Linked DNA regions of Mus musculus: region 1 is linked to region 2. A link is a loop called in an ENCODE intact Hi-C map of the cell type or tissue named here. Cell type or tissue: heart. All regions are shown on one strand. Links, peaks and the distances in the headings refer to the core of each region. The heading gives the core; the rest is flanking DNA.

Region 1 (2,917 bases), core at 167-2,666, 460 kb after region 2:
GATTGCACAAGTCATCAGTGTCTTCCTGTCTCTGCATGGGAGTATGCAGACAGACATCCACATACATTCACATTCAGATACACACATACACTTATTTTCTTATAAAATAATTTATGAAGGACCATGATCACAGTCACATGTCACTTCTAAACAAGGACATGCTCTAAGAGATGCATGGCAGTGCATGCACAACATCATTCCCAACAAAGACCCAGGGGTAGGCCAGAGAAAAGACAGCATAAGGACACTGGAAATCTATAAATTATTATGGCCAGGGCCAGGGGCGGGGGGGTGGGGGAAGGTAATAACTGATAGTTAAGAGAAACATGTCTATGGTCCCACCAGCCTCTCCAGAAGAAATGTCACCACCTCCCAGTCTGTGTGTGTCCTTTGACACTCACTTTACTCTCTAGAGGAAGACTGATATTTTGTTCACATAATTATAACCCTCACTCATATTCTGCCCGTCTTCTTAGAATAACCTTTTTGCTAATATATCTATCCCCAGATATAAATACTATCTATTTTGCTAATAATATTATAATATAATTTTATACAGAACGAGATCTTTATTCTTAAAATAATTTATTTCAGTGATAATCTCTGAAAACAATTAGCACTTCTAATTCCTTTCAGAACTATAGGGAAGATATCATTTAAACTAAATGATATCTCTGTGCTTAAACAAAAACAAAAATGAAAGACAGCCGTATATTCTGTGAGAATATAATTTATTTTGCATAAAAAACATACCAAACAGGCCAGTTGCAATTTAATTTTTACTCAGCCCACTGATTAATTAAACAGCACAATAAACACTGTCTGTTCTCACATTTACACATAAAAGTCTCAGAGACCTGTAAAGCCGCCTTGTTTATGTGTATGTTCTGTTAAGATCCAGGTTCCCAGATAAGCCAATCTATGCGACTTTTGAAGTCTGATGTAAGCGGGGAAGAAAGACGGGATCTAAAGGAGCTGGGACAGGAAGAACTTTAAGTGAACATAAGGCTTTCTCCTTCAGTTCTTAAAGAGCTAAACAATTATTACGAAGGAAAAAGGAGCTTTCCATGTTCCCATGATTATTTGTGACAATAAAAAACACAGGAGAGAAAGTGAGCACTGTTGTATATCAGAAACTGCATTTTCAGAAGCACCAAGTGGTAGCATTCTAAACTCTTTTAAATTGGTAAGTAGCTGCCCTCAACTGGATAATATGAGCACTGCAACTCCAGCAAACCTAACACTAAATGAAGTGTCCAGCCAAGCCTTTATAAGGATAAAGATATAAAGTAGCTCTTCAGTGATGATCAGTGCAAGCTACTAACTTCCAAGTGTCTGTACTTTGTGGAACTCTTATTCTAAAGCCATGTTGTCAATCTAGAATGGAAATGTGAAAAATTTCAAACCCTTCAAATATCCAAGAAAGCCCTGATGAACGAAGCACGAGCTGGACAGTGGGTGTAGAGCCTCACAACCACGGACATTAAGCAAGAGCCTGGTTCACGTGATTAGCTACTCAAGAAAACCACACTCCATGAAGGGCATTGTGTACAGTATGCATGGCTCCTCAACTATTAGCACAGTAAGCTAGTTTCCTTACAGTGTCCAGACTAGCCTCAAATTCGAGGCCTCAAGCAGTCTTCCCTCCAAGAATCCTCTTGCCTCAGCTTCTACATGCAAAGTGACACTGCACCAGCCTTAAGAAACTGATTTTGTATAAGTTTTCACATTTTTTCCAATGGGAAAAATATTGGATCTCAGTATTATTCAGTGCTTCTGTGAACTTAAAGCCACTTTTGTTAACACCACTGTGTTCTTGGTGAAACAGAAAATTCTAGATACTTTTAATAGCACTACTGAAAGTTAAATAAGTCAGAATAACTATTCTTTTAATATAGAACATTATATATAGAATATTGTCAACCTGTGCTAAATCAATTTTCGGTCTTTCATAGCCTAGTGCCAAAGAGAAAGGACTCTTACACTATTGCCCGTTAAGAAATTTATGCATAAAAATGGAGAAACTGAAACAAACAGGGAACAGTCACAAACCAATAAACTGTCTTCTTGTATTAATAATACCTCAACTATAGAAAAAACAATTCAGCATAAAATTAAATTTTAACTATACAGTGTGGCCCCTATACCTTTAGTATTCATAAAACGAAATCAAATGGAAGAACTGTGTTTATAAACTTTAAAGTCCAGGCTAAGCAGTGGTGGCACATAGAAGACAGAAGCAGGAGGGACTGTTTGAGTTGGAGGCCAGTCTGGTCTACACACTGTATTCCAGGATAGCCAGAACTACACAGTGAGACCCTGTCTTAAAAATGAGGGAGGGTGAGCTAAGGTCCAGTCCAAAATGATTTCCAGAGAAGTTCGACACATTTAAATGCTCAGAGTACTTGTCAGGAAGTTTACAATTTCAAGTTACAGTTTCTAGGGCATCCCACCATTACTAGTGTACTAGCAATACTACAATGTATTCTTGAACTTCCTAGGTTAAGTTTCGATATCTAAGCACAAAGAACAACCCAAAAGCACTAAGCACATAAGCAGACAGTAGCTTGGATTCTGAAACAGTACCGAATGTATACGGGCATTCTACAAATAGACCTAGCAGCTACAAATTCACAAACCCACAGGGGTTGCCTAAGACCATTATAAATTTACATTATGTTCTGTAACAGTAGTAAAATGATAGTTGTGAAGTAGCAACAGGAATAATTTTATGATTACCACAGTACAACTATATTAAACTATAGTTAAAGGAACTATTTTAAAGGGTCCCAGCATTAGTAAAGTTGGGAACCACCGCTCTAGGCTAAATTATCCAAAGCTGACAGGCAACTGCACAGCACATAGATTATCAGGTGAATTTTAAATTCTAGGGTCAGTGCCACCATGAAACAAGGAA
Region 2 (2,917 bases), core at 232-2,731:
GGCCATGGATGGCCAGCCAGCCTGTTAATCAGAATGCCAGCCCACATTGCCAAGGGGCAACCTGACCCTAATGGATAAGAAAGATAAGGCTTTACCAGTTAGCTGCCTTTGCCTGGACAGAGAAAAGGCCAGGGATGGGAGGTCAGTTTGCACACAGCCGCAACGTCCACACTTCTGGCCTTCTTAAGGTATCTCTGTTTTAATGAGATGTTGGCAGAGTAAGTCATCTGGTCTTAATTTAAATCTGATTCCAAAAGACAGATCTGGTTTTAAGAGGAAAAAAGAAAAAGCTGGCAGATTTCAGATTTTTTCTTTTCTTTCTTTTTTCCTTTTTTTTTTCTGCTTTTCTGCTTTAAAGGAACATTTCTTGATTTGGAAAAGACTGATTCACCCAGAAGTCATCAATGGTAAATCAGTATCTATGTTCCCAGTGGCTTTTAAGGTAAAATACCTCACCATGTGATATCCACCTGCCTGCCTCATCAACCGAGCCCAGGCACGGGCAGAATGAGCCAATCACTAATGAGCATGGGTCTGAGCGTAATGCCAGTGCTCTCGAGCCGCAACGTCATGCTAATAACTTAAGAACTGCTTGGTGTCAAGGCTCCACACAGAGTGGATGATACTAGTCAGCTCATTTGGCTTTTAATAGTCTGAACGTCCTGGTGGCTCTGAGACTTTTTTCCAAAGCCAAATTGTCTTGCTTGTTAAATATGTAATGTATTTAGGAGTCTTCATTTTCCATGCTTAGAAAAATGGCCTTGGAGTCTTATAGCGAGCACCCCGTTGAGAGGTCTGTGGGCATTTGGAACGGGCTGATGGCACTGCCACGGGGTGTCAGCGTGGGTGCAGGGGAGTCAGACATTCTCCCCGACTCCCTTAGAGAACCTGGTGAGGTTCTCTCCAGTGCTTCAGAAGAGAGAAAGAAATCCGAAACGCTGGTATTTTTAGCTCCCACTCCCTTCTTGACTGTGAATAGGAACGTGATTGAGATTCCCACCAGTCTTCAAAGCAGACTTACCTTTAAAGCAAATGCCAAGGGTTTGAAAACTCATTGGGAATGGGAGCACACGTGCATGAACAGAGGCAGCTTTTAAAAAAAGAAAGCCAAGCCCTGGGGCTGTCAGCAGAGTTGAGATAAGGTCTTGCTCCCCTCCCCTGCCCCACACCGCAGGAGCACAGGCGGGGATGTTCCTTCCACTTTGACATGTCATGTACCCTGCGGTGTGGACAGGGACTGGACTCTCAGCTGGCCCATATGCCCCAGGGCACGTGGGGCTCTCCCAGTAATTGGAGTGCTTACAAAACCAGTTCAGTACTCGAGGAAATGACCTGCAGGGTATGCTGGGATGGATTCAAACATTTCTTGTCACTTATAGCACCTGTGACTGAAGAGACGCGGGGACAGAAAGGAGGGTTAGGAATGCATAAAATCTAAAATAAAACCACCACAGAGCTCAGAGCACATGTCTGCTCACAGAGACATCAGCTGGGGGAGACTGTTAAAAGAAAAGAGAAGCCCCTTTGACTTTAAGAAGCACATTCCTAGGACCTGGCACCAAGCTAACAATGGGAGCCAAGCCAGGGCAAGCCTTGCAAGTGTTCCCTGCCGCAATCCTATCCGAGGAAGCCACCTGGCTGGTTTCAGCTGGAAGCCTGCTTCACACCCCTTTGGACAATGTTGTTTGTAGAGCCATCTGGCTTTGGTCATGAAACACTCGCCAACACCACAACATCAGGAATGATACTTTTCTTTCTTGGGTCACAGACAGGACGAATCATATTGTGTTGATTAACCGAGGAATCTGGAACATATGAGCAGGTTTCAAAAAATCATCTAGCATTCACCCTAACTTTTTCAATGGTCATCTAGAGTCTCCCAAGTTTCCTGTTCCTCCATTCTGTGACCTTCTAGACTTAGCCAATAAAATATCAAACTGAGAGCAAGCTTGCTGTAAACATGGCTGGCTCTTTCTACCCAATCTGTAGGGAGTGTCAGTGTCTGGCAGAGTGGGGCCTCTGCTTGCATGAGCTTCACTGGTGTGTTCATCCCACGTCCTAAACTGCGGTACCCATCTGATTCCGGTCTCCATGGTGATGGTTACAGCTCCCATCAGGATTTGCAGCCCTCATCTCCTTCTTCCTCTTCTGCTTTTTTTCATCCTCTTCTGGTAGCTGGGTCAGAACCCAGGAGGCATCTAGAATCCTTGCCTCTCATCAACATGGCCTCTGCAAGTTCTGTCAGTGTCACAGGCCTTCCCATAAGTCTCTACTCTGTCTCCACAACCCCAGTCTGGATTTTGTCACGTCTGACAGGAATACTGTAATGGCTTCCCCATTGTCATCCCTTCTTCCTGTCCCACTGTGCAGTGCTCACTCCTCAGATCTCACCTCATGGCCTTCTGTTCTCCTCAGAGATGAGCTGTTGAGATAATCTATTAGCATGGCGGCAGCAGCCCTCCTCATCCATCTCAGGCTTCCCCTACAGAGTGTTTGCAGCCTGATGGGAAGCCCCACACCTTGGGTTACATTGCACCAGGCAGTAACTCTGGACCAGTATGATGTGGCAGCCAAGAAGCATGCTCCCGTTGCAGTGGTGGCCACCTCAGCAATACTCTTTAGTCTGTTGCCCTAGGCTCCTCATCTGTAGGTAAAAAAATGGAATCCTAGGGTGATCATAAAATGGCACGCACAGAGAACTCAGCTCCAGAGTGCCAATGGCTTCCTCTGAGGACCAGAATGTAGATGTGGTGGAAGTGTGGCCAAGGGGGTGGGAGCCCAGGATGAACTTAAATAATATCAAATGGACACATTTAGTCTCCTTTCAGCATCTGAGTTTCTCAATAAAGAAAAAAATATAAAGCTCTGAGCTGTGTGTTTTATTTCATAAGATACTTTCTGGCTTGCTCAGTTTTTG

Evidence for each region. Hi-C counts contacts between places; a loop is a spot of excess contacts. Peaks named below come from ENCODE experiments on the same cell type or tissue, not always from the same donor. Only the 100,000 strongest peaks of a DNase experiment are listed, where the experiment ranks them.
Region 1: a loop joins it to region 2, with 2.7 times the contacts of the local background. A loop is called at or near these places in 7 of 42 quality-filtered maps.

What each region holds. Positions count from the first base shown.
Region 1 is chr3:84,920,496-84,923,412 of GRCm38, reverse strand. The region is part of intron 4 of Fbxw7 (F-box and WD-40 domain protein 7); the gene reads right to left. Among named protein-coding and RNA genes, the nearest start is that of Gm40080, 43 kb to the right of the region's middle. In heart, for the core only: a CTCF peak has its summit at 1,203 (motif pointing left); no DNase peak of the experiment used is centred there.
Region 2 is chr3:85,376,852-85,379,768 of GRCm38, reverse strand. No RefSeq gene overlaps it. Among named protein-coding and RNA genes, the nearest start is that of Gm52637, 7.7 kb to the left of the region's middle. In heart, for the core only: no CTCF peak of the experiment used is centred there; DNase peaks (open chromatin) are centred at 1,278 and 1,648; H3K27ac peaks cover 1,562 bases.